Linked DNA regions of Homo sapiens: region 1 is linked to region 2. A link is an interaction called in ENCODE POLR2A ChIA-PET data of the cell type or tissue named here. Cell type or tissue: GM12878. All regions are shown on one strand. Links, peaks and the distances in the headings refer to the core of each region. The heading gives the core; the rest is flanking DNA.

Region 1 (15,845 bases), core at 4,757-8,756, 700 kb before region 2:
TCCTCACAATAATTTTATAACATTGTCTCCATTTTTCAGGTAAGGAAACCAGCTCAGAAGCGCCAGGATGGGCTTTGAGATCCACCCCAGACTGGCTATGGCACCTGGGCTCTTAGCTCCTTGCTCTCCTGCCTGTCTGCACAGCTTGGCCAATCCTCCACCTGTCTCATTCCCACCTTCCTAATTTTTGCCTTTCTGATGAGTGTAAAATGCTCTCTCATAACGCCATCTTTGTTTGCATTTCTCCGATATCTCCCGAGTTTGAATATTTCTGGAATCTGAGCTCTTAACTGTTGATTTGCTTCTTTAAATCAAACTAGTATGTTTTCTAAACAAGGTGAAAAAACATTTTAACAAAGAAGTTTGCAGACATTTCCATACGTGCCTCCCTCTGCTGCAACTTGAGGCACATGTTCTAGAAAAGAGACACATAGGTCTTGGTGTAACTTGCCTCATCCAGACCACGTGGGGCCAAGTTCAAGTCACCCACCAGACTTGAGACTTCTCCCAAATCACTGACAGCTCTAGGGCTCTATTTCCTCCTCTGTAAAATGGGGGTAGTAAGAGTATGGACCTCATATCATAGGATTATGGGGACAATTAAAGTGCTTGGTTCAGTCAGACCCTGGCAGCAGCCACAGCAGCTCTCCTCTTCTCTGGCTCTCCTTGCCATCTCCTTTTCTTTTCCTTCCCCTCCCCTCCCCTCCCCACGAAGTCTCACTCTGTTGCACAGGCTGGAGTCCAGTGGTGCAATCTTGGCTCACTGCAACCTCAGCCTCCCAGGTTCAACTGATTCTTATGCCTCAGACTCCTGAGTAGCTGAGATTACAAACATGTTCCACCACATCAGGCTAATTTTTGTATTTTTAGTAGAGATGGGGTTTCGCCATGTTGTCCAGGCTGGTCTCAAACTCCTGACCTCAAGTGATCCACCCACCTCTGCCTCCCTTAAAGTGCTGGGATTACAGGCATGAGCCATTATGCCTGGCTTGGCTTGGCTTGGCTTTGCTTTCCTTCCTTCCTTCCTTCCTTCCTTCCTTCCTTCCTTCCTTCCTTCCTTCCTTCCTTCCTTCCTTTTCTTTCTTTGCTGTTGTTTTCAAGACATAGGCTCACTCTGTTGCTCAGACTGGAGTGCAGTGGTGTGAACATGGCTCACTGCAACCTCGATCTCCTGGACTCAAGCAATCCTCCCCTCTCAGCCTCCCAAGTTGCTGGGCCTACAGTTACATGCCACCATGCCAGACTAATTTTTTTTTTAAATTTTTTGTAGAGACCAGGTCTTGCCATATTGCCTGGGCTGGTCTCAAACTTCTGGGCTCAAGCAATCCTCCTGCCTTGGCCTCCCAAACCTGGGATTACAGACGTGAGCCACAGCACCTGGCTGCTATCTCCTTTTCATTTCTGAAAACATGGCCTCTGGTGTGGCTATCTCTGATGGTGTCATCAAGGTGTTCACTGACATGACAGTGGGCAAATCTTCGACGCCAGAGGAGGTGAAGAAGCGCAAGAAAATGGTGCTGCTCTTCTGCCTGAGTGAGGGTGAGAAGAACATCGCCCTGGAGGAGGGCGAGGAGACCCTGGTGGATGACATGGGCTGGACCGTTGACAACCCCTACACCACCTTTGCCAAGATGCTGCCAGACAAAGACTGCTGCTGTGTCCTCTGAGGTGACGCAACCTATGGGTCCAAGGAGAGCAAGGAGGACCTGGTATTTATCTTCTGGGCCCCTGAGTCTGTACCCCTTAAGGGCAAAATGATCTATGCCAGCTCTAAGGATGCCATCAAGAAGCTGACAGGGGCCGGACCTGGTGGCTCATGCCTGTAATCCCAGCACTTTGAGAGGCCAAGGCAGGTGGATCACTTGAGGTCAGGAGTTCAAGACCAGCCTGGCCAACATGGTGAAACCCCATCTGTACTAGAAATACAAAAACTAGCTGGGTGTGATGACACGTGCTGTAATCCTAGCTACTCGGGAGGCTGAGGCAGGAGAATCGCTTGAACCCAGGAGGCAGAGGTTGCAGTGAGCAGCAGAGATCACACCACTGCACTCCAGCCTGGGCAACAGAATGAGACTCCATCTCAAAAAAAAAAAAAAAACAAAAAAAAACAAAAAGAAGCTGACAGGGATCAAGCATGAACAAGCAAACTGCTACAAGAGGTCAAGGACCATGGCAGACCGGGCGAGAAGCTGGGAGCGGCGCTGTCATCTCCCTGGAGGGCACGCCTTGTGAGTCCCCTACAGCCCCATGCCTGGAACATCTGGCAGCCCCAGACCTGCCCTTGGGGGTTGCAGGCTGCCCCCTTCCTGCCAAACCTGAAGTGCTGGGGGGATCCCAGCATGGGGAAGGCAATGCCTTCCAAAGAGCCTGCCGCCCCAGGGCCTTCCCAGCACCTGGATTTTCTTCCTCCCTCCATTCCTGATGTTTCTGGCCTTCCCAAACCACTTTTTTTTTTATTTTAAATTTTGAGACAGAGTCTAACTCTGTTGCCCCGGCTGGAGTGCAGTGGTGCAATCACAGCTCACTGCAGCCTTGACCTCCCTGCCTCAAGCAATCCTCCCACCTCTGCCTCTGAAGTAGCTGAGACTACAGGTGCGTGTCACCACACCTGGCTAATTTTTATACTTTTTGTAGAGACAGGGTTTTTCTCTGTTGCCCGGGCTGGTCCAACTCCTGAGCTGAAGTGATCCTCCCACTTCAACCTCCCAATGTGCTGGGATTATAGACATGAGCCACTGCATCCAGCCCCAAACCAATTTTGATCTGTTTCCTCTTGGGTTGAAGCAGACTAAATTGTCCCCAGGTACCCCAGTTTGGGGGAGGGGCTGTATTTTTTTTTTAACAACACCGCTACTACCCGTGCTCCCAACTCCTAACCACAATAGTAACTTGATACTGGTCTGTGTATAAATGGAATGTTGTGAGATGGTCCCTCCCCTTGCTGGCTGGTCCCTCTCCCTTTTCCCCTGGTCATGGCCACTCATGGAAGTAGGACCAGTAAGGGACTGATATGGTTTGGCTGTGTCCCCACCCAAATCTCATCTTGAATTCCCATGTGTTGTGGGAGGGACCTGGTGGGAGGTAATTGAATCGTGGGGGCAGGTCTTCCCATGCTGTTCTCGTGATAGTAAGTCTCACGAGATCTGATGGTTTTAAAAAGGCGAGTTTCCCTGCAGTTTCCCTGCAGACAAGCTCTCTTCTCTTGTCTGCCACCATATGAGACATGCCTTTCACCTTCCACTGTGATTGTGAGGCCTCCCCAGCCATGTGGAACTGTAAGTCCATTAAACCTCTTTCTTTTGTAAGTTGCACGGTCTTGGGTATATCTTTATTAGCAGCCTGAAAGCGGACTAATACAGGGACTTTTGATAAAAAATTAAAGAGATAATAATAAAAATACAAAAATAATTTTATTTATTTATTTATCTATCTATTTTTGAGACAGAGTTTCACTCTTGTTGCCCAGGCTGGAATACAGTGGCATGATCTTGGCTTGCTGCAACCTCCACCTGCTGGGTTCAAGTGATTCTCCTGCCTCACCCTCCCAAGTAGCTGGGACTACAGGCACCTGCCACCACACCTGGCTAATTTTTTTTGGATTTTTAGTAGAGACGGGGTTTCACCATGTTGGCCAGGCTGGTCTCGAACTCCTAACCTCAGATGATCCACCCACCTCGGCCTCCCAAAATGCTGGGATTACAGGTGTAAGCCACTGCACCTGGCCATAAATAAGTTTTTTTTTTTTTATGTGCTTGGCACATCAAAAGTTCTCAGTCAATATTAGCTACCATTATTTACCCATCAGCACTCATGAGAAAGAGAAAAAGAATCATTACATGGTGATGTCAGAGAGCTTCCGTGTTTTCCAGAGGATCTCCCATGACCTATGAGTGATCTCAGTACAGGGGGACATTTTGCTAGACTACAGGATTTACAAGGCCCAGAAGTTTCTCTCGGGAGTGAAGTATGTGACTGTCACTCTGACTCCATCCAGGGTTTAGGAATCCCTGCTCTCTTGCAGCTGTCTGGTGAGAGTGAGCTAGTTGCATGTTCATAGATGGAGGCGGGGGTGCATACTGAGGCGCACGTTCCCCACTGTTCCAGATCTGCAGGCTCACGTACATTGTTGGGGGGCACAAAGGAGTCCTACTGCCACCCTCTAGTGTTCAGGGGTCCCCTTGGGTCTCACAGTTGCCCTGGGGTCCACATTTAGGGGCTTCAACAGAGGCAGAGGGAAGACCCAGACATGGTGGGAGCTGCCCAAGGAATGGGAGTAGAGAGAGGGCTGGAACTTCCTCTGCAAACACTGGTCCATCCCCTGGGTTTCCGTTTTGGGATGTGAGGTATCTTCATTCCCTTCACAATGCTCACTGCAACCTCCGCCTCCTGGGTTCGAGCGATTCTCCTGCCTCAGCCTCCCGAGTAGCTGGGATTACAGGCGTGTGCTACCATGCCCAGCTAATTTTTGTGTTTTTAATAGAGACGGGGTTTCACCATGTTGGCCAGGGTGGTCTGGAACTCCTGACCTCAGGTGATCCACCTGCCTCGGCCTCCTAAAATGCTGGGATTACAGGTGTGAGCCACCACGCCTGGCTGTAAGCACTTTTTTCTTTGACATCAAATGGCAGCAGGTTGGGTCAGTGCCTTAATTCAAAAGTACTGAGAAATATCTGGAGATATCTGGAGATCTCTGTAACAATTCTCGTGTGATAGGAAAATATCTGGAATTTCTGTTGGGGACAGAGTCATAAAGTCATAACAATGTGATGGCTTGTTGACTATGTTCATAATGGAAACGCTAAATTTCAAGTAGAAGTTATTGAAAATAAAGATGTAATTTCCACCCCCTCATCCAAGTTCAAGCACCCCATGAATTCTGTGCGTGTATCTTTGAGGGTGGACCCCAGGTAAGAACTTCTGCATGAGATGCTCAAGTCAAGCACTCAGCACCCTGCTGACTCAGAGGAGGCCAGCCCATTAATGGCAGTTCTTAGCAGCAGAAAAGTTGGCTGCTCTCCTTCCAGGGCAAGGATGGGCAAAGATTTGCATTCTGTTCAGGAGAGGGGAACTTCCCTTCTAGAATGGTTTAAATCTTTCCTTCCTCCCTTCTTTCCTTCCTTCCTTCCTTCCTTCCTTCCTTCCTTCCTTCCTCTCTCTCTCTCTCTCTTTCTCTCTCTCTCTCCCTCTCTGTCTCTTTCTCTCTTTCTCTCTTTACTTTTCTTTTTTTTGACGGGTCTCACTCTGTTGCTCAGGCTGGATTACAGTGGTTTGATCATGGCTCACTGTAGACTTAACCTCACAGGCTCAAGTGATCCTCCTGCCTCAGCTTCCCAAGTAGCTGGGACTACAGCCACCCTGCCCGTTTATTTATTGTTTATTGCTTTTTTGAGACAGGATCTTGCTCTGCTGCCCAGGCTGGAGTGCAGTGGTATGATCATGGCTCACTGCAGCCTCAACCTCCTGGGATCAAGTGATCCTCCTGCCTCAGCCACATCAGCCTCTCCAATAGCTGGGACCATAGGCAAGTACTACCATGCTTGGTTAGTTTTTTTTTTTTTTTTGTAGGGACAGAGGTCTCACTTTATCGCCCAGGCTGCTCTTGAACTACTAGGCTCAACAAATCCTGCTGCGATTACAGGTGTGAGCCATCGTGCCCGGCCTGAATCATGCTGCTTCTTTCTTTCTTTCTTTCTTTCTTTCTTTCTTTCTTTCTTTCTTTCTTTCTTTCTTTCTTTCTTTCTTTCTTCCTTCCTTCCTTCCTTCCTTCCTTCCTTCCTTCCTTCCTTTCTTTCTTTCTTTCTTTTCTTTCTTTCTCTTTCTTTCTTTCCTTTCTTTCTTTCTTTCTTTCTCTTTCTCTTTCTCTCTTTCTCTCTTTCTTTCTCTCTTTCTTTCTTTCTTTTTTTTCAGACAGGGTCTCTTGCTCTGTCGCCCAGGCTGGAGTGCAGTGGCACAATCTCGGCTCAATGCAACCTCCGCCTCCCTGGTTCAAGCGATTCTTGCACCTCAGCCTCCCAAGTAGCTGGAATTACAGGCGCCCGCCACCATGTCTGGCTAATTTTTGTGTTTTTAGTAGAGGTGGGGTTTCTCCATGTTGGCCAGGCTGGTCTCAAACTCCCGACCTCAGGTGATCCACCTGCTGTGGCCTCCCAAAGTGCTGGGATTACAGGCGTGAGCCACCGCGCCCGGTCTCATGATTCTAATAGAGCAAAAAAGACCGTGTTTCACCAACAGGCTGCATTGCCCATTCACCTTCTGCCTCTCAGGCAACCAAGTATCTAGTTATTTTGTGTGTTTGTAACTGACTGATCAGGAGGAACTTCAGCAAGCCTGGTAATAGTTTGGTTAAATGTTGGTTTCCTCCTCATAAAAGTGGTAAGTAATGGTGCCAGATCTCAGCAAGATGGACATCCTGAAAAGGCCTGGGAAGCTTGGCAGTTGGAATCAATATGTATATTTTTAGTAATCGTTAACCTCTAAGTATCAAAGGAGACCAGTGAGTGGGTCAGTGGTTTCTGCTTTTGAAAAACCAGCTCAGTGGGTATTTGCAAGAGAAGGAAGGTGTTAATAAGAAAACCATGGGGAAAACCGTGCTGGGGCTGACTTGGCCAATTCTCACGGCTTCCAACTATTGCATAAAAGCTACTCTTGACCGGGCGCGGTGGCTCACGCCTGTAATCCCAGCACTTTGGGAGGCTGAGACGGGTGGATCACGAGGTCAGGAGATCAAGACCATCCTGGCTAACACGGTGAAACACCGACTCTACTAAAAACACACACAAAAAAATGAGCCAGGCTTGATGACGCACGCCTGTGGTCCCAGCTACTCAGGAGGCTGAGGCAGGAGAATCACTTAAACCCGGGAGGCAGAGGTTGCAGTGAGCTGAGATTGCATCACTGCACTCCAGCCTGGGTGACAGAGCGAGACTGTCTCAAAAAAAAAAAAAAAAGAAAGCTATTTTGAAAATGTGATTTTCCCAAATGGAGAAATGAAATTTGAGCTCCACTGGAAAGACCCCAATGAAATTGCTTTCTCTAAAAATATCTAAGACGGGAGCCCCTACTGCGTGTGTGTGTGTGCGCGCGCATTTCTAGGAGTGTGTGGGGCATATGCTAAGAGTTTTGTATAGGGTTGTGTGTGTAGGTGGGTTTCAGGGTGTGTGTGTAGAGATGTCTGTGGCTATGTTTATAGGTGTGTGCGTGTGTGTGTAGGAGGAATGGGGTTTAGGGTATCAGATTAGGAAAGAAAACCTGTTTTTCAATTCCTGTTTCTTCTTCTCTTTTTAAGATTTAAACAACAGCTCCAGGGTGGTCCTTGCAGGTTCTCTGAGTGAGCTGTGTACCAGTGATGTTTGCCCTGGCTTTGGCGTTTCTGTTTGAGGCCTTATGAAGTGGGCCAGGGCATCTGGGCCTCCTCCAGGGCCCGTGAGGGTTTCACCAGCTGTGTGTTCTGATCCTGCCTGCTTCTGTTTGGTGTGATGAGGGCCTTTCACCTGAGCGTGAACAGATCCTGGTGACAACCAGCTTCCATGCACCACTCTGGGTCTCCACTTCCAACTCCATGTCTTCTTAGGCGGCTCATGATAAATCCCGAGCAATTTGGGATTAAAGGAAAAGTTGGTCAACAAAAAGATGAGTTAAAAAGAGAAACAGGGCTGGGTGTGGTGGCTCACGCTTGTAATCCCAGCACTTTGGGAGGCTGAGGCGGGTGGATCTCGAGGTCAGGAATTTAAGTTCAGCCTGGCCAAGATGGTGAAACCCCGCCTCTACTAAAAATACAAAAAATTAGCCAGGCGTGGTGGCAGGTGCCTGTAATCCCAGCTACTCGGGAGGATGAGGCAGAGAATTGCTTGAACCTGGGAGGTGGAGGTTGCAGTGAGCAGAGATCGTGCCACTGCACTCCAGCCTGGGTGACAGAGTGAAACTCCGTCTCAAAAAAAGAAAAGAAAAAGAGAAACAGGCTGGGTGCAGTGGCTCACACCTGTAATCTCAGCACTCTGGAAGCCTGAGGCAGGAGAATCACTTGAGCCTAGAAGTTTGAGACCAGCCTGGACAACGTAGTGGTATCTTTCGTACGGACCCCATCTCAGAGACCTCTGGTCTCTGTCTCTTGTTTGTTTGTTTTTTGAGATAGGGTCTTGCTCTGTCGCCCGGGCTGGAGTGCAGTGGTGTGATCTCAGCTCACTGCAACCTCTGCCTCCTGGGTTCAAGTGATTCTCGTGCCTCAACCTCCCGAGTAGCTAGAATGAGTGATATGCGCCATGATGCCTGGCTAATTTTTGTATTTTTAGTAGAGATGGGGTTTCACCATGTTGGCCAGGCTGGCCTCAAACTCCTGACCTCAAGTGATCTGCCCACCTCAGCCTCCCAATGTGCTGGGATTACAGGCGTGAGCCACCGTGGCTGTTCCCTCTGGTCTCTTTTGTCTCTAGAAAAAATTTAAAAATCATCCAAGCATGGTGGTGTGTGCCTGTATTCTCAGTTACTCAGGAGGCTGAAACAGGAGGATTGCTTGAACCCAGGAGGTCGAGGCTGCAGTGAACCGTGATTGCACCATTGCACTCATGCCTGGGTGACAGAGTAGGACCCTGTCTCAAAGAAAAAAAAAAAAGCCAAATCCCAGATATGTGGGAATGTGACCTTATTTAGAAATAGGGTCTTTGCTGATGCAATCAAGTTAAGTGAGGTCATACTGGATTAGGCTGGCCCTTAATCCAGTAATTAGAGTCTTTATAAGAAGAGGAAAATTGGGGCCGGGCGTGGTGGCTCAGGCCTGTAATCCCAGCACTTAGTGCCCCTGTACTCCAGCCCGGTGACAGAGTGAGACTCTCTCTCAAAAAAAAAAAAAAGAAAAAGAAAAATGTGGACAGAGACACCCAGGAAGAATACCATATGCTGGTGACGGAGGCAGAGATGGGAGTGATGCAGCTACAAGCCCAGGACACCCAGGACTGCCACCAGCCACTAGAAGCTAGGAAGAGGCAGGGAACGACCCTCCCCTGGGATCTTTAGAGAGATCGTGGCCCTGCTGACACCTGGATTTTGGACTTCTGGCCTCTAAACCTGGGAGATAATTAGTTTCTGGTTTTTTTTTTTTTTTTTGAGATGGAGTTTCGCTCATCACCCAGGCTAGAATGCAGTGGCGCCATCTTGGATCACTTGCAACCTCCGCCTCCTGGGTTCAAGCGATTCTCCTGCCTCAGCCTCCTGAGTAGCTGGGATTACAGGCGTGTGCCATCATGCCCGGCTAATTTTTGTAATTTTAGTAGAGATGGGGTTTCGCCATATTGGCCAGGCTGGTCTCGAACTCCTGACCTCAGGTGATCTGCCAACCTCAGCCTCCTAAAATGTTGGGATTACAGGCTCTCTTTCTCTCTCTCCCTCTCTGTCTCTCTTCCTGAGATACAATCTTGCTCTGTTGCCCAGGCTGGAGTGAGCCACTGTGCCTGGCTTCCTCGACTTTCAATAATGGCAAGTATTTGGGGCGGGGGGAGGAAGGGATAAACACAGATAAAATGGAATAGTTAAAATCAAGACTTTTTTTTTTTTTCACTTGCAAAGGGTATTAGGAACCATCTAGTCCTAAATCCTCATTTTGCAGGGATATTTGTTTGCAAGGGCTGCCACGACAGAGTACCACAGACTTGGGATTTACACACCAATTGATTTCTTCACAGTTCTAGAGGCTAGGAGTCTGAGATCAAGGTGCAGGCAGGGCTGGTTTCTCCGGAGCTGCCTCTCTGGCTCACAGCTGGCCATCTTCTCCCTGTGTCCTCACACCGTCATTCCTCCGTATGTGTCCGTGCCCTAATCTCCTCTTCCTTTTTTTTTTTTTTTTTGAGACGGAGTCTTATTGTATCGCCCAGGCTGGAGTGCAATGGCACGATCTCAGCTGTCTGCAATCTCTGCCTTCCAGGTTCAAGCGATTCTCCTGCCTCAGCCTCCAGAGTAGCTGGGATTACAGGTGCCCACCACCAAGCCCGGCTATTTTTTGTATTTTTGGTAGAGACAGGGTTTCACCATGTTGGCCAGGCTGGTCTCAAACTCCTGACCTGATGATCCACCCACCTCAGCCTCCCAAAGTGCTAGGATTACAGGCGTGAGTCACTGCGCCTGGTCTTTTTTTTTTTTTTTTTTTTTTTTTTTTTTTTTTTTTTTTTTTTTAGACGGAGTTTTGCTCTTGTCACCCAGGCTGCAGTACAATGGTACGATCTTGGCTCACTGCAACCTCCATCTCCCGGGTTCAAGCAATTCTCCTGCCTTAACTTCCCAAGTAGCTGGGATTACAGGCGTGCACCCCCACACCTGGCTAGTTTTGTATTTTTAGTAGAGATAAGGTTTCACCATGTTGGCCAGGCTGGTCTCGAAGTCCTGACATCAGGTGATCAGCCTGCCTCGCCCTCCCAAATCACTGGGATTATGGGCATGAGTGACTGTGCCCGGCCCCTTTTTTTTTTTTTTTTAGACAGGGTCTTGTTCTGTTGCCCAGGCTGGAGTGCAGTAGCACAATCAGGGCTCACTGCAGCCTCAACCTCCTGGGCTCAAGCAATCCTCTCACCTCAGCCTCCTGAGTAGCTAGGACCACAGGTGTGTGCCACCATGCCCAGCTAGTTTTTAAATTTTTTGTAGAGACAGGGTCTTGCCATGTTCCCCTGGCTTGTTTCGAACTCCTGACCTCAAACAATCTGCCCATCTCTGCATCCCAAAATGCTGGGGTTACAGGCATGAGCCACCATGCCTGGCCCCTCAGCTCCTTTTGAACTCTGCCAGGAGGGGCCTGGAGCAGGGTTCTGGGAAGCCCCATCAAGACAGCGTGACTGTTCCTCCGGTGAAGCTCAGTTTCTTAGCTTCTTTCCTTCCTTGGGCACAGAGACAGGCTTCTCCCGGGAGCGGAGAATGAGGGCCTGCACTCCAGCCTCAGTGGATCAATTCATCTTCAGCCTTCTGATCCGCAATCTTATTTTGAGCTCCCACGGCTGAAGCAATTCATCTCACCCATGCAGAGGGATGGGGAGAAGCTGAGAGTGTTGACACCCACCTGTGTTTTCTGGCACCTGAGTGACCCGAGACCTGCACTGGAGGGGAAGGGGAGGAGCCAACCTTTCGTTTAGTTGCTTGGAACTGCTTCAGATTAAATTCTCCCAGGGCAGGAGAGAGCTGCTGGGCCTGAGGATGTGGGGGTCCCCAGCACTTGCCTGGTAAGTGTCCCTTATTCAGGAATTGGGAGAAGCCAGTGGCATGCTTAGTGTGCCCACACTCCTTGAAGAAGCCAAATATCTTCCATCAGAATCAGAAGCCTTGCATCTAAGAGGGAAGGGGGCCAAATGGGTGAGGGGCCCAGATGCATGGATGCCTTGGGAAGGGCTGACTTTCTCAGGTGAGGTCCGGCCACAGTCTCTCCCACCTTTCTCATGCTCCTGTCATCCCTTGTTCTGGAATTCCAGTCCTCCCATCTTGGGAAGGATTTCCAGAAGATTGGGAGAAAACAGAACACGTCTTCCTTGTCCTAGAGGGTCCTTAAAACAAAACAAATTAGGGGTCAAGTTGACCAAGAGATGCTTGATTTCAAGGAGTTTTCAAATGATAGGAGTTGTGGTCGCTAGCTATTCGATTGTAAGGATTAGGAGAAAATTTCATTTTCCTTCCTTCCCTCCCTTCCTTCCTTCCCTCCCTGCCTTCCTTCCTTTCTCCTTCCTTCCTTCCCTTTCCTTTCTTTTCTCTTTCTCTCTCTCTCTCCCTCTCTGTCTCTCCTTCTTCCTGAGATAGAGTCTTGCTCTGTTGCCCAGGCTGGAGTGCAGTGGCAAGATCATAGTTCACTGTCATCTCTTAACTCCTGGGCTCAAGTGATCATCCCACTTTAGCCTCCTGAGTAGCTGGGACCATAGGCATGTGCCACCACACTTTGGTAATTTTTTAATTTTTTTGTAGAGACAGGGTCTTACTGTGTTGCCCAGGCTGGTCTTAAACTCCTGGGTTCAAGCCATCCTCCTGTCTCGGCCTCCCAAAGTATTGGGATTACGGGCATGACTCACTGCACTTGGCCAAAATCTCATTTTCCTTGGCAACAGAATTGCTACCTCTTTTCCCCATCTGAGATGCATTTTTAAGAGATACTTTAAAAAGCTCCTGAGAGTGGGAAGTGAAGCCTCCCAGGCCAGCTGGAATGTCACAATAGCTGGCTTGTGGCCTTTGGGCCGTGGACTGCAGGGCTTTTGTTGGGCGTTTTGTGAGGTTGAAGTCTGTAGACAATGAAGGCAGTGGAGAAGCTGAGTGGGGCTTTGTGGGGCTGGGCGAGCAAGGGGGAGGTCCGGGCCCTGTCCTGGGGACCCATTGCCTTCTCCTGGATGCCCCATGAGGGGGCTCAGCTTTGGGGGATGGAGCATCATGTCTCCCCCCAGACTGGGATGGGGCAGTTCTGGGTCTGAGAAGTGAGGGGGAAAAACCCAAACCCACATCTTTCTCCCGATTGATGCTCAAGGAGGAGAACAGGAGCAGGCATCAGACGGAGGGGAGAGCTGTCTACCCCCCACCTGCCACCGGGCCGATTCCAGACAGCATTCCCTGTGTAACAGCAGAGTCGGGGTCCCTGGCAAGGCCGGGACTCAGCACCAGAGTCAGCCACTTTCCTTTTCCCCAAGATTATTCTTCTGGTCCTGTCTCAGATTTACTCGCTCTGGGAGAACCTTCCTTCAAGACCAATTGCCCCAGCCAGGTTTTTGTTTTGCAAATTAATCAACTAATAATAGCGCCTCCCCGCTGCTGGGAGAGGAATTCCGCATTGGGCTCAGTGTCCAGGCAGCAGAGCCCAGGGCGGGTACCCGGCCGTCCATGGGAGAGGCTCGCCACAGGCGCTTCTGAATTCAGCGAATGAAGCGGGGCAGCGGGGCAGCCAGGCAGCCGCAAGCTCCTCCCAGCTCAAAGGCTGCAGGCTCAGCTTAGATTCCAGGCTGGGGAACCAGTCCTGTCATTCTTTGCCAACCCACTCTGGGGAGACTGTGGGCCCTGGCATTTGGCCTCCCTGGGCTGGGCCTGAGGCCCTGGCCCTCTGCCCACCCAGGAATCGAATGGCTCAACGAGGGCAGCCCTAGAAGGAAATGCAGCACCCATTCCTGCCTTTTCACATTGCTTTTTAAACTGTTAACTTTCTTTCTTTCTTTTTTTTGAGACGGAGTTTTGCTCTTGTTGCCCAGGCTGGAGCGCAATGGTGAGATCTCGGCTCACCACAACCTCCACCTCCCAGGTTCAAGCGATTTTCCTGCCTCAGCCTCCTGAGTAGCTGGGATTACAGGCATGCGCCACCGCACCTGGCTAATTTCGTATTTTTAGTAGAGATAGGGTTTCACCATGTTGGCTAGGCTGCTCTCAAACCCCTGACCTCAAGTGATCCGCCCGCCTCCGCTTCCCAAAGTGCTGGGATTACAGGCGTGAGCCACTGCACCCGTCCAATAGTAGTTTCTTTCTTTTCATTGCAGTTCAGTATTCCATTGTAGGAGTAGACCACAATGGGTCCATTCTACCACTGCTGGGCGCTGGGGTGGTTTCCAGGTTACAGGAAATAATAGCACTGCTGTCAACAGTCTTGCACGTGTCCTCTGATGCCCTTGTGCTTGCCTTGCAGTTGGAGAGGAAGCGCTGGGTCGAAGGGTGGAGGAATGTTCAGTCTTAGTAGATTCTACCAGTTCCCAAGAGTGGTTGAACCAACCTCACTCCCGCCAGGAGGCAGGAGCTTTCTCAATGCTCCACATTCTGCCAATCTCTCCCTGTCATTCTTTCTTTCCAGCTTCTGGCTTCAGGATTATTTCCTGAACTCCTCTAAGGAAAGCTTCTTTGTGGGAAGTTTAGGTTCTTGCCTGCAGTCATTTTAAATAGTTGGAGTCTCAGCTGCCCGAAGAGTCTTTTAAAATGTGAGATCCTTGCCCTGGGTGCGGTGGCCCACACCTGTAATCCCAGCATTTTGAGAGGCTGAGGTGGGCGAATAACTTGAAGCCAGGAGCTCAAGACCAGCCATGGCCAACATGGTGAAACCCCCGACTCTACTAAAAATACAAAAATTAGCCAGGCGTGGTGGCACACGCCTGTAATCCTAGCTACTCAGGAGGCTGAGGCACGAGAATCACTTAAATCTGAGAAGCAGAGATTGCAGTGAGCCGAGACTGTGCCACTGCACTCCAGCCTGGGTGACAGAGTGAGATACTCAGTCTCAAAAAAGAAAAAAAAAGTGAGATCCTCTTCCTTCCCTGCTTAGAGTTCTCCAGGGCTTCCCACAATTTTTTATGGTAAAACCCCAGCCTGCACCCCTGGCCATGGCTCCTGCCTGCCCCTCTCCTTTTTGCCCACCAGCGGCCCCTCTGTCACTGGCTCTAGTTCCACTGACCTTCTTTTGAGTCCTTAAACACAAACACACCAAACTCATTTCCGACTGTTTGCTGTGCACTGACTATTTCCTCTGCTGAGGAATGCCCTTCCCCAGGTCTTTGCATGGGACTCTTTCTTTTTTTTTGAGACAGGGTCTCGCTTTGTTACCCAGGCTGGAGTGCAGTGGGACAATCATTGCTCATTGCAACCTAGACCTCCCAGGCTCAAGCAATCCTCCCACCTCAGCCTCCTGAGTAGCTGGGACCACAAGCGCATGCCACCACACCAGGTTAATTTTAAAATCTTTTTGTAGACATCGAGTCTTGCTATTTTGCCCAGGCTGGTCTCAAACTCCTGGGCTCAAGTGATCCTCCTGCCTCAGTCTCCCAAAGTGTTGGGATTATAGGCATAAGCCACCATGCCCAGCGGGACTCCGTGACATACATACCATCTTGGTTCAACTGTCACCTCTCAGTGATGTTTTACCTGACATAAAGAAATTTGGGGGCTCGGTGCAGTGGCTCACGCCTGTAATCCCAGCACTTTGGGAGACTGAGGTGAGTGGGTCGCTTGAGCTTAGGAGTTTGAGACCAGCCTGGGCAACATGGTGAAACCCCATCTCTACAAAAAAAATACTAATAAATTAGCCGGGCGTGGTGGCTAACTTTTTTTTTTTTTTTTTACTGTGGAGTTTTGTTCTTGTCACCCAGGCTGGAGTGGTACAATGTCACGCTCTCAGCTCACTGCGACTTCCGCCTCTCGGGTTCAAGCGATTCTCCTGCCTCAGCCTCCTGAGTAGCTGGGATTACATGCGTGTGCCATCACGCCTGGCTAATTTTTGTATTTTTAGTACAGACGAGGTTTTGCCATGTTGACCAGTTTGGTCTTAAACTCCTGACCTCAGGTGATCTGTCAGCCTCAGCCTCCAAAGTGCTGGGATTACAGGCGTGAACCACAGCGCCTGGCAAAAACAGAAATTTGGAATAAACAAAAATATTATTTTTAAAGGTTACTGGTGTCTTCAATGGAAAACTAAGCATTATTTGGAGAAGAGGGTTCCTGCTGTCTAACTCCAGCCTTTCATCACCTTTGTGCTATCTTATGGTGCTCTAAGTCATAGAGAACCTATGGCAATGCAACCAATTCCTGCCTATGGACACGCAAATAAATTTCATGGGGGAGGTTCCATTGGCTTCCCTTCCCCACTGTGGAAGAAGCCAGTTTGGTGTCTATTTGCATCCTGATCTAGAAATGTATCTGTTCTTTCTTCTCCTTTGAACTGGTTGTAACCTCTGCCTGGTTCCCTCACTAATAATGAGTTAATAAAATCTTTAATACAGATTCATCATTTTATTTATTTATTTATTTATTGGAGATGGAGTCTTACTCTGTCATGCAGGCTGGAGTGCAGTGGCGTGATCTCATCTCACTGCAATCTCCGCCTACTGGGCTCAAGCAATTCTCTTGTCTCAGCCTCCCGAGTAGCTGGGATT
Region 2 (15,845 bases), core at 7,858-11,857:
AGGCGGAGGTTGCAGTGAGCCAAGATCACACCACTGCAGTCCAGCCTGGCGACAGAGTGAGACTCTGTCTCAAAAAAAAAAAAAAAAAAAAATTTCCTCACAGTCTTTAATACTGTAAGATGTTATAAAATACCTTTATTAGACATATGCATAGGCACAATTAAATTCCACCAAAACTGTAACTGCTAAAATCTATATAATCCTAAGTAACATATCTGAATGAATACATGTCTTACTGAAGGAAAAACTATTAAAACTGTGAAAACCACTAACCTTTCATAATATAAACATATAAAATACTTAACTGTTCTATTCTACAATATGCATCTAAAATGTCTTTACATCAGTCTTTTCTGTTGAAAATAACACATTGGAATTTGGGAAGAAAAAAAAAAAAAAGTTATGTGGCCAGGATAGAAAAACCTGACCAGAAGAATTGTAGCGAAAACCACAGGAATATTTCATATCACATAAAAGTACCAATTCAAAACTCACCACCCCTTGTATCCTAACTTAGAGAGATCATCAACAGAACCTATGAATAAAGATGTTTAAGTCTCCAATAGCCAATGTGAGGTCACTTGAAATAAAGGACAATTTACTAGTGGCATAAAATACATGCTTTGTACATCGATATATGTTCTCCTATTTTCTGATACATAAGCACACAAAATAACCATTTGATAGTCATTTTCTAGTATCCAACAAGACGTTGCAACTTAGTTTAAGAAAAAAACAAAAAAACCCTTACTACTCTAATTAGCTAAAAGCTACGTAACTACTTCATAACTATGATTATGTAAAAAGGAAGGTAACTATTGGAGACACTTTTTAAAAAATGAAGAAGGAAGCAGAGGAGTCTAGAAGGATAGGGACAGGAATTGCTTTACTTAGTACAATGGCTGTCTATAATACAAATTGCAGAAGCAAATGGAAGCAGTATTATTCTCCACAAACCTGTACAGCTGAAATTGGTTCCAAAAAGTTATAAAGCAGGGTAGACGACTTCTGTGGGAAAATCTACATGAAAGAGTAGCCAAAACTGAAAGTACGCTAGGTTAGGCTGGGAATTTAAGAGAAAGCAACAAATAAAGATGACTAAACAAACTGAATCATGGCCAAAGGTTACATATTGCCTTAGGTTTTTTCTTTTGTAAACAGTAAACAAGATAGGCATTTTAGAAATAGGCTGCCTTTGTACTATAAGACCATGCTCTAAGATGAAATCAGAAATATCTGAAATTAAGGCAAGTATCAAGATAATAAGGGGGAGAGTAGGTCCTGAAAGACATGAAGTGCCCCAGTAACAAAGACAAACAAAAAGTGTCTCTGTCTGATTAGGTTTCACAGCATTGTTTCCTACCTTTTTAGGTGAGAAAACCCCTAGGGTTCCTCCATCTTCCCGAATGGCAACTCCCATCTCAGCCAACAAAGCCTCTCTAGGAAAAAAACAGGTATATCAGAACACTAATACCAAAATGTCAATTAAATCAGTCTAATATGAATTGGAAAATAAAGCCTGCAAAGCAAAAACAACTGGCCATGTTTATAGCCAATAATGCAAACATAAAATAATGTGCTTATCTCATCATTAATGAGAAGTTATTTCTAAAAGCAACATCACATTCAAAATCAATGAAATCTTGCTTTGTTAAAGTTATATTCACTGAGATAAGAACTTTGTCTCAACTGACTTTGGGATAGTCAATAATTCATAAATGATATGCATATTAATATAAAAAAGAAAAGAAGAGGCTATTCCTTTTTTTTTTTTTTGAGACAGAGTCTTGCTGTCACCCAGGCTGCAGTGCAGTGGCACCATCTCGGCTCACTGCAAACTCTGCCTCCCAGGTTCACGCCATTCTCCTGCCTCAGCCTCCCGAGTAGCTGGGACTACAGGTGCCCACCACCATGCCCGGCTAATTTGTTTTGTATTTTTAGTAGAGATGGGGTTTCACCATGCTAGCCAGGATGGTCTCGATCTCCCGACCTCGTGATCTGCCCACCTCAGCCTCCCAAAGTGCTGGCATTACAGGCGTGAGCCACCGCGCCTGGCCAATATGTTCCATTTTTATGAATCCCTAGCAACATGTAATATGGTAACTAATAAACCTGTGACTCCCTAGATAATATTTAAATATGTAGATGTCATTTCAAAGCATAAATTCAACTGGCCATAAATCCCTGTCCATTTTTTTGGTTTCGTTTTGTGTTTTAGAAGGGCAGACTCTTTGATTTTAATTTATATTTTATCTTTTCTTACGATAAAGTAATCCACATCCCCTAGAAAACTTAGAAACATTTCCAGATTTTAACCTCCTGACCTCTCCATTCTGATGGCCTCTGTTTTACGAAGCTTCTCTTCCCAAGTTTCATTCAACTCAGCAATGATCTTCTCTGATTCCTAAGGAAGGAAGCGCACAGTTAAAGAGGCAAAGAGTCTTATAATTTAACATACCATGCTAGAAAAGCAAGAAGCAAATCATGCCCTTTGAGGATACAGGCCAGAATTAAATGTAAAGAGATTTTTCTTTTATTAATACATAAGATAAGAATCATAAAGATTAGACCTAAAACTAAATCAACCCCAAACAAATAAATCCTCCAAGTCTTTTTTTTTTTTGAGACGGAGTCTTCCTTTGTCACCAGGCTGCAGTGGCGCGATCTCAGATCACTGCAACCTCACCTCTGGGGATCAAGTGATTCTCCTGCCTCAGCCTCCCGAGCAGCTGGGACTACAGGCACGTGCCACCACGCCCAGTTAATTTTTGTATTTTTAGTAGAGACGGGGTTTCACCATGTTGGCCAGGATGGTCTCAAGCTCTTGACCTCGTGATCCACGTGGGCATGGTGGCAGGCGCCTGTAATCCCAGCTACTCAGGAGGCTGAGGAAGGAGAATGGCATGAACCCGGGAGGCAGAGCTTGCAGCGAGCCGAGATCGCGCCACTGCACTGCAGCCTGAGCAACAGAGCAAAACTCCATCTCAAAAAAAGAAAAAAAAGAATAAAGTTCCCAAACGTATTTACTGCTTTTGTTTCACTACAATTTCGCCATAACACACTAACCTCCTGAACACAACCCAGCAGTCAACATAGAAAGGTTTACTATTAAATCGCATCTGAAGACACACACTGAAGTGACAATTTACCAATCACTTGCTGAGTGTTTACACTTATATAAATATAAGAACCTAATGCATACAGGGTTTAAAACCCAGATAACGGGTTGATAGGGGCAGCAAACCACCATGGCACATGTATTCCTATGTAACAAGCCTACACATTCTGCACATGCATCCTGGAACGTAAAGTAAAATTAAAAAAATAAATTAATTAAATTAAATTTAATTTAATTTAAAAAGAACGAAAACATGTTTCCTGCTCTCAAGGAGGTTACTGTATACCAGAGAGAGAGAGAGAGAAGTAAGTGATGATTTATTCATTCAATACTTATATACAACCCCATTACATATCAAGCCTTCTTCAAGGCACCTATGGATATGTCAGAGAACAAAATCTCTGCCTTCATAAGATTTACATTGTAGTAAGGAGACTGATATAATCCTATTATTTATTTTGTTTGTTTGTTTGTTTGTCTGTTTGAGACAGAGTCTCATTCTGTCATCCAGGCTAGCGTACAGTGGTGCGATCTCGGCTCACTGCAACTTCCACCTCCCAGGTTCAAGCGATTCTCCTGTCCCAGCCTCCTGAGTAGCTGGCACTGCAGGTGCACACCACTATGTCCGGCAAGTTTTTGTATTTTTAGTAGATATGAGGTTTCACCATATTGGTCAGGCTGGTCTTGAACTCCTGACCTCAGGTGATCGGCCCGCTTCAGCCTCCCAAAGTGCTGGGATTACAGGTGTGAGCCACCGTGCCCCGCCATGATATAATCCATTTTAATCAATAAGTACACAGTATGTCAGATAGTGGCAAGTGCTCCAGACAAAAATAAAGCAACAAGAGGAAAGAACACATGGGGAAGGGTAGGTGAGGGAGCAATCTAAAGTGAGGTTGTCAGGACAGGCCTCACAGACTCAGTGATATGTGAGCAGAGATCAAAGAAGAGCAGAAGCTGCCATGTGGGTATGCTGAGAGTGGGAAAGTACCTGGAGTTTTCTAGGAATAATGTGTTGCTAGAGCAGCATGTCTGAGGACTGAGAACGAATACAGTAGGAGATAAGAGAACAGTGTACTAAGAGCTAGAACTGGAGTATTCACAGGTCTCTGTAACATGGGTGAATCAAGGCTGAGTGAGGCCCAGACAGAGAAATGAAGGACAAGTAGCAATTAGGCAAAGAATGGAAGGAAAAGGAGTACAAAAAAGGGGGACGAGCACATGCCAAAACAGGTGAAAATGCTGGTCATGGAGATGAAGTAAGAAAGTCAGATGATGATAATGAAATATAGTAATGATGCTAGTAGTGATTAACAAGGAAAAGTGTTATAGTTCATCAAACACTTCAATGTATGATTCATATGATAACAGGTTACTAACGAAGCCTGTGACCCCAAAACGTAAATATCTACACAGAAAGGACTTGTGAGTAATAAACCTTAAGTTGTCTAGTGTTTGACTTTCTGGATCTCTTGGACTTCCAGAATATTACATGACTGGATGTCACCTCAAAACAAAAAACATACCAAAGGCAAGGCAAGGGAACACGTGAAAAAAGCAAGAGTAAAGATTCAAAGCAGCAGCTGCAAAAGCAAAGTAGTATATGAGTTTGGTGGAACAAATAGGAGGGTATGATTTAAAATAAAATTTAAAAAAAAGAGAAAGATGAAGAACAACAACAACCAGCAAAGGTAGGCAAAGAGCAAAACAGATTAAAGAAGGAACCTGGGCATCAGTAAGGCAGCCATGTAGGAGGTACTTTTTCAGAAAAGAGTTATACTTACAAGGTGGAAGAAGCTAGAACAAGTCTGCAGTTGGGGGTGGCAAGTGACAAAAACCACCTGAAATGGCTCTCATTAGGCTTCAGAACACACACAGAGGCTCAAAGGCTAAAACAGCTACCTGAATGGCATCTCTACACAGTCCTCAGCAGAAATGATTACCATGCAGTGCACATGCCGCCCCACAAATGGAGAACAAAAGTGTCATACTAGAGGGCCAGCGAGCAAGACAAATCCACACAATTCCCTAAGGAGTGAGAAGGCCAAGAACCAAGTTTTCAATAGTTTATCTATAAAGCACCACAAAAGTTATTCAACAACCACTAAGAGTGGTGTTAAACGCTTCTGCATAAGTGAGCTATGACTGCACCACTACACTCCAGCCTGAGCAACACAGTGAGCCCCTCTTTAAAAAAAGAAAATGCTTTTGCATATGACTGCTTTTTTCCTTTTTTTTCTTTTCCTCCCAGCCCCACCCTGCATATGATTTTAAATAGGCAAATACAAGACAAGCTGATGATATAACCTACATAATTTTAAGGTCTATTAAAGATAGCTGGGTAGAAATCTATACAATCTTCTCAAAGTGAAAACCTTCAACAGACAGGACAACAGGATGCACCCGACCTAAACAAGGCATCTTGACTAGTACTTATTATAGTACTAACCACAATAAACCACTGTTGATTATGGAATACAAACTGACATATGAGATATTTTAAAAATATTTCTTCCTAGTTGATTACCTTCAGAAAAAGGTTATTTCAGAGCAGAGGATTATCTAGTCATATTAAAGCCATCCTATTTTGGGGCAACTGTAGAACTCACTCTAAGAAAGCAAAATTACTGTCTAGGAATCCTCTTACCATTTTGCAGCCAACTCTAATATGACTTATCTAATTTTACTTACCAACTGAAGGGTAAATCAGAACATGATCTCTTTGCAGAAAAGAGATTTAATGAGTAAGGTACAACTTTTATTTTTATTACAGTTTTCAGCTGCAATTTTTAGGTTGTCTAGAAAGCTATTTTTAAAAACTTTGGGGGAAACTTAGAGAAAATAATAACTGTGAGTCACATTAGCACAACTTCAGGGCTGAAAAAAGCCTGCAAAATCGTTTATTCTGGAACCATTCACGAGATAAGAAAACTGGACCAGAGACAAGAGTTCAAGATCAGCTGGCTCACATGGTGAAACCCCATCTCTACTAAAAATACGAAAATTAGCCGGGCACAGTGGCACGCACCTGTAGTCCCAGTTACTTGGGAGGCTGAAGCAGGAGATTCGCTTGAACCTGGAAGGCAGAGGTTGCACTGAGCCAAGATGGTGCCACTGTGTTCCAACAGACCAGAGAAGCTAAGTGAGCCCACACTACTCACTGAGACAGGTCTAGAGCTATTTGCTGACTCACTGTTCTTTCTTCAAATAAAACAGGATCAATAGGCTTTCAAGTAAATGTTCTATGAAACAGTTCACCCTAAGTTAAGAAAAAGTGAAGGATATTCTGTTCAAGCCTGAGTAGCAAACTTAGTATAAATAGGGAAGCCAAGTGCAAAACAGCATTCAGTCTCAGGAGCATCAACTCATTCTGCTGGCAGGCAGGCATGCTGGTGTCCAGGGCTTCCCATACCCCACTCTAGGGGCCTAATGTAAGATGAACTTGAAATGTGGATTCATGGTTCAGAAATGAGGGGTTGAGGAGATAAATCTTTAATCCTCCTCCCTTTCTTTGAAAAAAAAAAAATTCCAAAAAACAGAGGGACACCAGGAACTCTTCTTTAAGCTCCGAGGAATGCCAGGCTCAGGTGTCATTCACTCTTTGGTCTCACGTCATATCTGTCTGCATCTCTAGTTATTTGTATAGCACTGGTTAATAAATTATGTTCATATAGCTAAACAATTTAATCTCTTCTTGATGATGATTCAGTTAAGGAAACACAGAAATCACCAGGACAAGTCAGAAATATTTCCATGAAAAACACTTACTACACAGAACATTTGTTGAAGCCATTGAATCACCAAGGTTTTACTGTACTGAACATAGCATGCTTCCTAAGTGGGTTCCAAATGTGGCCCTTGGGCTGCTTAGCACAGCATTTGCCCTTGCCTGCTTCTGTAATGGATATTTGTGGATATTTATAGGCTAAGCCTAAGCAACGGCACTCACAGTACTGACTGTGATGCCAGACTAATAAACACGAGAGCTGTGGCTACAGCTGCATGTTTAAAACCTTATTTGACAGGAAGACCTGGCATGGTGGCTCATGCTTGTAATCCCAGCACTTTGGGAGGCCGAGGCAGGCAGATCACCTGTAGTCAGAAGTTTGAGACCAGCCTGGCCAACATGGCGAAACCCCGTCTCTACTAAAAATACAAAAATTAGCCAGATGTGGTGGTACATGCCTGTAATCCCAGCTTCTCAGAAGGCTGAGGCAGGAGAGTTGCTTGAACCTGGGAGGCGGAGGTTGCAGTGAGCCGAGATCGCGTCACTGCACTCCAGCCTGGGCAACAGAGCAAGACTCTGTCTCAAAAAAAAAAAACATCTTTACAATGGTGTGACATGAGTACCTAACATATGGAAAAAGGCTATTCAGTGAACAAAGCCACAGCAACATCATGTGTAAAAACAGTATCCAATCAACTGACCTTTTTTAAAGTCAAAAAGAAACAAAGGGAAATAAAATGTTAGGAAAATAAACTAACCTCCTCTATTGCTGTTTTCCATTATAATATTTTTCTCCTGCAGCACCATGCCTTAGGAACCCAGTTCCTAGATATTCTCAAGCATTTCTACTGCACAACCATTGCCCTGGCGCTACGGATGAAAGATGTTATCTGCGTGCAGCATTAAAATGCAGGTCTGCCCGAAAGAAATTCTCACCATTCACAAAATAAGAGCAGAACTAAGGTGCTTATGCTTCAGTGAACTACCACACTGCATTAAAAACTCAAGACAACACAAAACACTAAGGAAGCTGTTTTCTTTCTAGAATAAAACTAGGGAAAACAGAAGAGTTCTTTATTTTGGCGTAAGGAAGAATTAAAACAGAGAAATTTGTTTTCTGATTGAAGTAATACAGTTTTGTCTTGCTTTAGTGGGACATAGGGAAGTCGGAAGGAGAGTTCCCTGAATAATGACAGTGTTATTCCCTAGAAATTATTTGGAAGACACTGGGTTACCTGAATCTTGAAGAGTCTGGTTAATGTCTTGACTCCTAACATGTGACATTATTTTCAATTGGTCCCACTTGGCAGTTAGGGAGAAATTTCTCCTTTACATCAAGAGGAAGGTCAAAGGAAAGGGTAATCTCAAGTGTAAGAGCTAAGGCTTTAATAAGCAAATAGTTAAGACTTAAGATCCCCAAAGAAAAAGAACATTTTATATTAAGGACTCAGTAAGTGGGAGTTTTACTTCTCATTCCCAAGGAGCTCCCTATTTCTCACTCTGGCTCTGAAAAGAGCCCTGCAAAGCAACATGGTCACTGACGCCTATTGTGAGAAAATGTGTGAATGGAGTCTTACCACTCCTCTTCACTAAGGTCTTTAGTAAAATTTCAAAGTCAATTTTACCAACAGTAAAAGTTACCCTGCAGCCTACAACATTTAATGGAAAGATTTCTCACTCCTTCTCCCTTTGCTAGGTGTTGCAGAACTTCACTCACTTTCCACTTACATGTTCTGAAGGAAGAAACAAGCACATTATTTTTGTTTTTGTTTTTTTTTTGAGATGGAGTCTCACTCTGTTGCCCAGGCTGGAGGGCATTGGCGCAATCTTAGCTCACTGTAACCTCCGCCTCCTGGGTTCAAGGGATTCTCCTGCCTCAGCTTCCCGAGTGGCTGGGACTATAGATGCACGTCACCATGGCCGGCTAATTTTTCTATTTTTATTTATTTATTTTTTGAGACAGAGTCTCACTCTGCCGCCCAGACTGGAATGCAATGGCGCAATCTCCAGGCTGTGCAACCTCCGCCTCCCAAGTTCAAGTGATTCTTGTGCCTCACCCTCCAAGCAGCTGGGATTACAGGCGTGTGCCACCATGCTTGGCTAATTTTCTTATTTTTAGTTGAGATGGGGTTTCACCATGTTGGCCAGGCTGGTCTTGAACTCCTGACCTTAAGTGATCTGCCTGCCTCAGCCTCCCAAAGTGCTGGGATTACAGGCATGAGCCACTAAGCCCGGCTTAATTTTTTTGTATTTTTAGTAGAGATGGGGTTTCACTGTTGGCCAAGCGGGTCTTGAACTCCTGACCTCAGATGATCCGCCCACCTTGGCCTCCCAAAGTGCTGGAATTACAGGTGTGAGCTACCGTGCCCGGCCTTATTTTTGTTTCTAAAGCATGTTTTTTTGAGATAGAGTCTTGCTCTGTCACTCAGGCTGGAGTGCAGCAGTACAATCACAGCTCACTGCAGCCTTAAACTCCTGAGCTAAAATGATCCTCCTGCCTCAGCCTCCCAAAGTACTGGGTTTACAGGTGTGAGCCACCATGCCCGGCCCACACTGTACTTTTGAAGTAAGTAAAATGTCAAGGGAAAAGGTAGGCTGATTAAGAAAGAAAAAGCAGAACCTCTTTCTTCATATAAAATCTTTTTCAGCCTCACATGAAAATTAAAATGAAAGCATCTGACATATTCAATTATCAAGCTTAATTCACTTTAGTGTTAAAGAGTTTTTCGGCAAGCCTTTTACCTATTAAATGTGTCAATGTGTCACTGTTCTCTATCGTCCTTGCATGAATGGCAGTCAAGGGGAATACCAAGTGACTGTGAAGAAGACTGCTGGCTGGCAGCATGACTGCAACTTCTCAGACTCTTAAAAAGTGTTTTTTGTCCTCCCTGTGTCCCCTACCCTAGCACTCTTGAACACAATGGCTAAAAGGTATGGGTCAAACTATCTTCCTGGAGGTGACAAGTAGGGAAAGAAAAAATATTTGCTTCAAAGCAGATGATGCTGTCACAGTCATCTGATGGGTGGCAGGATTCCTGAACAGCTTTCAGCACTGCAGGTGACAACTGTCTGTGCACTGAATTAATTGAGGAGGAAGAGAAGCAGCTATGAGTCAGAAGGCTCTGCTGCTCTTAACTTTCATATTCATACAAAGAGATAAGATCGAACCTGACAGAGCCAGCAAGGGGCTGGGAAATACCTCCAACAGCAAAGCTGGGAGCCATAGGCCAGTAATCTGCATACATGCAGCACTATGGCCCTGTGACCCCATGGGTACCAGCATAGGAGGAGATAACCTTCCTGTACAGTAATCATAGGGCATCAAGGCTTTCTGTGAACTTCTAGAAGATATAATTTAATAACTATCTGAATAAACCTGGAACAGCTACTCAAATGTTCTAACTTTATCTTTTTTTTTTTTTTTTTTTTTTTTTGAGACGGAGTCTCACTGTGTCCCCCAGGCTGGAATGCAGTGGCACGATCTCGGCTCACTGCAAGCTCCGCCTCCTGGGTTCATGCCATTCTCCTGCCTCAGCCTCAGGAGTAGCTGGGACTACAGGTGCCCGCCACCACGCCCGGCTAATTTTTTGTATTTTTAGTAGAGACAGGGTCTCACCGTGTTAGCCAGGATGGTCTTGATCTCCTGACCTCGTGATCCACCCCGCCTCGGCCTCCCAAAGTGCTGGGATTACAGGCGTGAGCCACTGCACCCGGCCCAAACTTCATCTTTATTAACAGAAGCATGGCTCTACACAGAATTCCATCTTTCAATGAAACCACGTTTCCAAATAAATTTCTAACAAAACAATTACACTGTAACTTGATGTACTATCCCAGAATTAACGTACACATCTATTAATCTGTTACTCTGCCTTGCCAGCCTATGAACTGCCCATGCACTTCTCCCAACTCTGCCTGGCCATGTCAGACTCAGGCATTCTAATGAAAAGAAATTAACTTACAAAGCACAAAATTCAATTTTCAGGACACTTCTAAGAGTCAAAGAGTTCTCCATATGCTGAGTCGAAATCTTAGTGATTTTTACTCCTAGTTCTTCCTTGTGGAGCTACATAGAATACCTTGTATTCAGTCTGAACTATTACTTACCTTTAAACGTTCAATAGCTTCCTCTCCTCCAGGTGTAGACATGATCCTCTCTTGAATACTGGTCACAGACGTCAAGCCCACCTGACTACTGAGTGAGCAGGAAGATGGGGATGAAGTGAGGGACCCCATGGATGCTGTGGAAAAATGGCCAGGGCGTTGATTCTCAGAGGCTAGCAAGTATCTATGCTTATTGTTCTGAAAATCTTTCAGATCTGGGAGATAGAAAGAAGAGAAGGCAGGAAAAGTAGGGAAAAGGGAAAGAAGCAGAGGAAGAAAAAAAGACAGGAAGGAATATCGTTGTAAGAAAGGACAGCATTAAAGCGCCAAGACCAAGACACGCTATAATACAAACACAGGTTACAACTGTTCTAGATGGCAGTTCTAAAACATGTCTGTCTTTAATAGTGGTATCCTACAGGTTCAGAATCATTTCTGCATTTACAAACTAAAAGATTCCAATGTAGGTTAACGCTGTATCTCGCAGGGGGATAAACCAGAGCCTCAAAGGATACTGCTTAGGCACTCTCCCTAAAAAAGCCAAACTACCTTCCATTTAGTCTTTCTAGTGTTCCTAGTCTACAATGTCTTCAGATTTACACTTTTCCAGTAGTTTGTAACAGTAAGGGAAAACAATGATCATTTATTTATCAATAATAATCCATATTGGTCTGGCTCAGTGTTACGTGTAATTCAGCAAAAATTTCCAAGAAAATGTTACAGTTAAAACAAAATTTGTGCACTGAGTAGTATGCTTTGTATGGCAACATTTCAACATGCTAAAAGGATTTTTAATATGTCTTAAATAAAAAAGGGGTAATTATAGAAATGAGAGGAATTTTGTATAAGTCCTGGTTAAAAACTCAGGACTAATTGATTGCCTCAACAGGGAAGAACAATTAGCAGATTAATGAGTTTTAGTGCAGGTTCCATTCTTCTGTCAGAGCAAGCAAAAAATAAGGCTGATTATTTGCTAATTTAAGGCCCTTAATTAGCCTAACAGTACAACCATGGGTCACTGCTAAGCCTGCTTCCTAGTATAAAATGCAAGTTTTAGGAACATACTTCCATTTACTAAGTCTTTAATAGAACTGTTAATTTTGCTTTTACACTCAGTATTGGTAAAAGAAAAAAAAATTAAGCCACAAACAACAAAATTAATTAATTTGCTGTTTGTACTTTCTTTCATTACTTTCTTTCATTAGTCATCCTTTGCAAAAAGATACCAAAGGTAAATCTTAAGTATTGGTGCAATCCAACTTTAAAATTAGCTTATTTTTAAACCTGAGAAACTAAAATTCATATCAAAACTAAGTCAGTTTTCCTCAAAGGAGATGAGTCAATACACATAGCTGGAAAAAAATACTATTAGTTCTCCCTGGGCTTACTCATCTCTACTATTTAATTAAAGCCAGTTTTTTAACTCCCTTAAAGCCAGTGGTTGCTTCAAGACAGTTTGAAAACCACCATCTGCAAATACAGAACATAGGGCAACAAGCAAAGAGGCATCTTTTAAAAGGGGGATAGGGATTAGAGCAAAAAATTAGCCATTGGGAGAAAAGACCAGGATGGACAGAGTTTAGGTCCAATGGTCACATGCAAGCCCTAAAAGGAATAAAGAGAAATAGATCAAAATGGAAACTGAGAAGGAGTCAGGGCTGCTTTCCCTCAGGAATACAGAATTAAAACTTAGTCATGCATGGTCTTTCAGGAAATGCCGCAGCTGCTAAGAAAAGAGGTAGGCAACAAGCTGGCAGCAGCAACACCTTGAGCACAAAAGCAAAAAGAAGAAGGCACCTTTTCCACACCAGTATCGTTGAGCTTTGGAAATCTCAGACAGAGCTGTTGCAGTCCAAGAGTCACTTCTGTATCAGGACATTATAGTGCCTTTAAGCCCTAACCTCATAACCACAGCCAGGGCTATGTTTGGTTTCTCCTATGCATTTTCTCACTGTCTGCCAAGCCTCATTACATGCCTTACTGTAGAAATAAGCAACTCAGGTGGCTGGGCTTGATGGCTCACACCTGTAATGCCAGCACTTTGGGAGGCCAAGGCAGGAGGATCACGAGGTCAAGAGATTGAGACCATCCTGGCTAACATGATGAAACCCCATCTCTATTAAAAATATAAAAATAAGCTGGGCGTGGTGGTGCGCACCTATAGTCCCAGCTACTCGGGAGGCTGAGGCAGGAGAAATCGCTTGAACCCAGGCAGCGGAAGTTGCAGTGAGCCGAGATTCCGCCACTGAACTCCAGCCTAGCGACAAAGCAAGACTCCATCTCAAAAAAGAAAAGAAAAAAGAAAAAAAAAGAAATAACTCAGTACAAATCTAAAAATTAGCCCCAAAATCAAGACATTTTTCTTCTAAGATAACAATTTCTTGATGAATTACCTTAAAAGGGTAAGAAATAATTTCCTCACCAACTTAAGATATATGTGGAGAGAATAATGAGGTTCATGTGACTCTTTAAAAATGTTTGAGTCATTTTAGACACCTAAGTTATTTTAATTTGTGACTTATGAAAAGAGGAATGGTTGGGTGTGGTGGCTGACATCTATAATCCTAGCACTTTGGAAGGCCGAGGCAGGAGGACTGCTTGAGGTCAGGGGTTCCAGACCAGCCTGGGAAACACAGCGAGACCCCTCACCTCTACAAATAAAAAATTAAAAAATTAGCCAGGTGTGGCAGCGAACAACTGTAGTCTCAGATACTCAGGAGGCTGAGCTGGAAAGATCACTTGAGCCCAAGAGTTCAAGGTTACAGTGGGCCACGATCATGTCATTACACTCCAGCTTGGGTGACAAGAGTGAGACTGTCTAAAAAAAAAAAAAAAAAAAAAAAAAAAGGAAAAAACGTTTATCTAATCATTCCGAGGCCCAAGTTATGGAGAAAAGCAACTTAGCACAAGCACTCATGAGTCTTAGCCCAACATCTACAGAGCTCTTAAATCATAGATAGTTTTGCTGACTAAAAATGATTATTGGTAAAAGGAACATAATAAAATATTTTCAGAGCCATTAACAGAATTAAAAGGGACAATATATTCAAGGTGCCTAGAATAGGGCCTGGCATATTATGCAAAATCAGTAAGTGTCAGTTGCTATCATCTATGATTTTTGGATTTAATTGAATCACAATGGGAAAAACTGAAGAGTAGAAGCAGCAAGAGATTCTTAAGCCTTTCAACTTCACTCAAGCCACAAACTGAAATTCAGCAAAGATTAGTTTGCTAAATGAAGAAGGGCAAAAATAGGATCATTTCTGATTCTATACTATGCTCTGTCTGGGATTTCCCTGTAAGGATTGCCAGCATGCAAAGCTTATTTTAAGGCTGATCCAGCAGAGGCAGATTAGCAAGTCAGAGTACTGGAAATAACCAATATGTGAAATACACACATTTGCTTCCACTTCCAGAGTAATCATCGATCAATGGATCAACTGAAGGTAAGCAGGAGGGAAAATACGAGAAGGGTCAAAGTTCAGGTTCAGCAGTGACACAGAGAGGGAACAGAGCAGTTTTTGGCATTTGGGGAGATGGAAAAGTTAATACTTAGAATACGGTATCATTTTTACAAACGGTATTCATCTAAACTCGGACTCTAATCAATAAGAAGAATTAAACTAGAAGAGGCCTTGAAAATCTTATTAGAACTTCAAGGAATATAAGTTTAACTTTACACTAAAAAAAAATGCTTTACTAAACTAACCCATATTCTACCATATTCTATTCCTATATGAATCCATTTTACTCACTTAAGAGAACTTCTGAATAAGCCACTGGATAGGCACATCACGGAGATTTTTTAAGATAAATTTTAATACAACATTGTAAAACAATACTCTCTGGAAGTGTAGTTCTTGAACTTCATAGGAATTGAACTTTTCCCCTTCATATGTTCATAGGCAGCACGGGGCACTCCAGCATTTTACAGGAGGAGGGGGCCATTCAAAGGTGAATCTTATCTGAAGGTAGGCTTGAATGGTGCGTTTCTTATATTACTGCCACGACACTAATCCAGAGCAACCCATGAAACAAAACTCAAAATTTCAAATAACATTTCTATGAAGTAATTAATTGCTCAGTGATAACAGGTTTAACGTTCCAAATAAACTTCATTGCTGATCTAAAACAGAATTCTAACAAAAATACTAGTGACATATTTGCGATTTAAAACTAATTTCCTGAGTTCAAATGGATAGTCTGGTACACATTACATAAAGGAATCTAGAGATCATTTCCATTGGGTTTTTTAAGGAAAAAGAAAACAAAACAAAACAAAACATTTTCACTACCATTTAGCTTCATCATGCTCCTTAACTTGAAGTTTATTTTAAATATAAGAACGCTGAATAAGAACCCTGAAGAAGAAAGGATTAGATTTTGTAACGATCCTTAATTCACTTACTATCAATAATATCTCCCAGGCCCTGAGCACGAAGAAGGTCCTTCAGCCGTGTCACCTCCTCCTTTAATTCACGAACCAGTTTGGCATTGGGGTCCTCATTGATAACAGCATTGCATTTAATTTGTTTTGCACGATCTGCATATCTAGATCCAAAAAGAAAATTTGTTCTTGTCATTTCTCATATGTTCTACTTCTCATAAGTAACATACTATTATCTCTAAATCAAATATCCTGAGTGTTTACATTTTATGAGCCTTGATAATAATACATTTGTATAAAGCTTTATAGTACCTATTAAAGATGAAGAAAAAGGCTCAGATGAATTTAAGTGATTTGCCCAAGATCACAATGGAAATAACAGCGAGAGGACTTAAACCCAACTTATGAGACTGTATAGTGTTTATTCCATTACATCAAGTGTCTTTCATGGAAGAAGGGTAGAGAGTTCCAGACTAAAGTAATGAAACCTACTCATACATAAAAAAATA

Evidence for each region. Peaks named below come from ENCODE experiments on the same cell type or tissue, not always from the same donor. Only the 100,000 strongest peaks of a DNase experiment are listed, where the experiment ranks them.
Region 1: POLR2A ChIA-PET joins it to region 2 with 8 read pairs; 1 of 35 experiments calls an interaction of 5 or more read pairs at or near these places.

What each region holds. Positions count from the first base shown.
Region 1 is chr1:10,977,362-10,993,206 of GRCh38, reverse strand. It overlaps CIROZ (ciliated left-right organizer protein containing ZP-N domains), which reads left to right and starts at 11,131. Exons shown (of 13, transcript NM_001170754.2): 1 at 11,131-11,195. The coding sequence starts at 11,170. It also overlaps the pseudogene CFL1P6. In GM12878, for the core only: no CTCF peak of the experiment used is centred there; DNase peaks (open chromatin) are centred at 6,466 and 7,206; H3K4me3 peaks cover 697 bases; H3K27ac peaks cover 3,156 bases.
Region 2 is chr1:10,277,641-10,293,485 of GRCh38, reverse strand. It overlaps KIF1B (kinesin family member 1B), which reads right to left. Exons shown (of 49, transcript NM_001365951.3): 13 at 15,358-15,500; 14 at 14,348-14,389; 15 at 10,953-11,164; 16 at 2,325-2,404; 17 at 1,364-1,439. Among named protein-coding and RNA genes, the nearest start is that of KIF1B, 75 kb to the right of the region's middle. RefSeq lists an enhancer at 10,124-10,173 and a silencer at 14,129-14,329. In GM12878, for the core only: no CTCF peak of the experiment used is centred there; a DNase peak (open chromatin) is centred at 9,835; H3K27ac peaks cover 1,338 bases.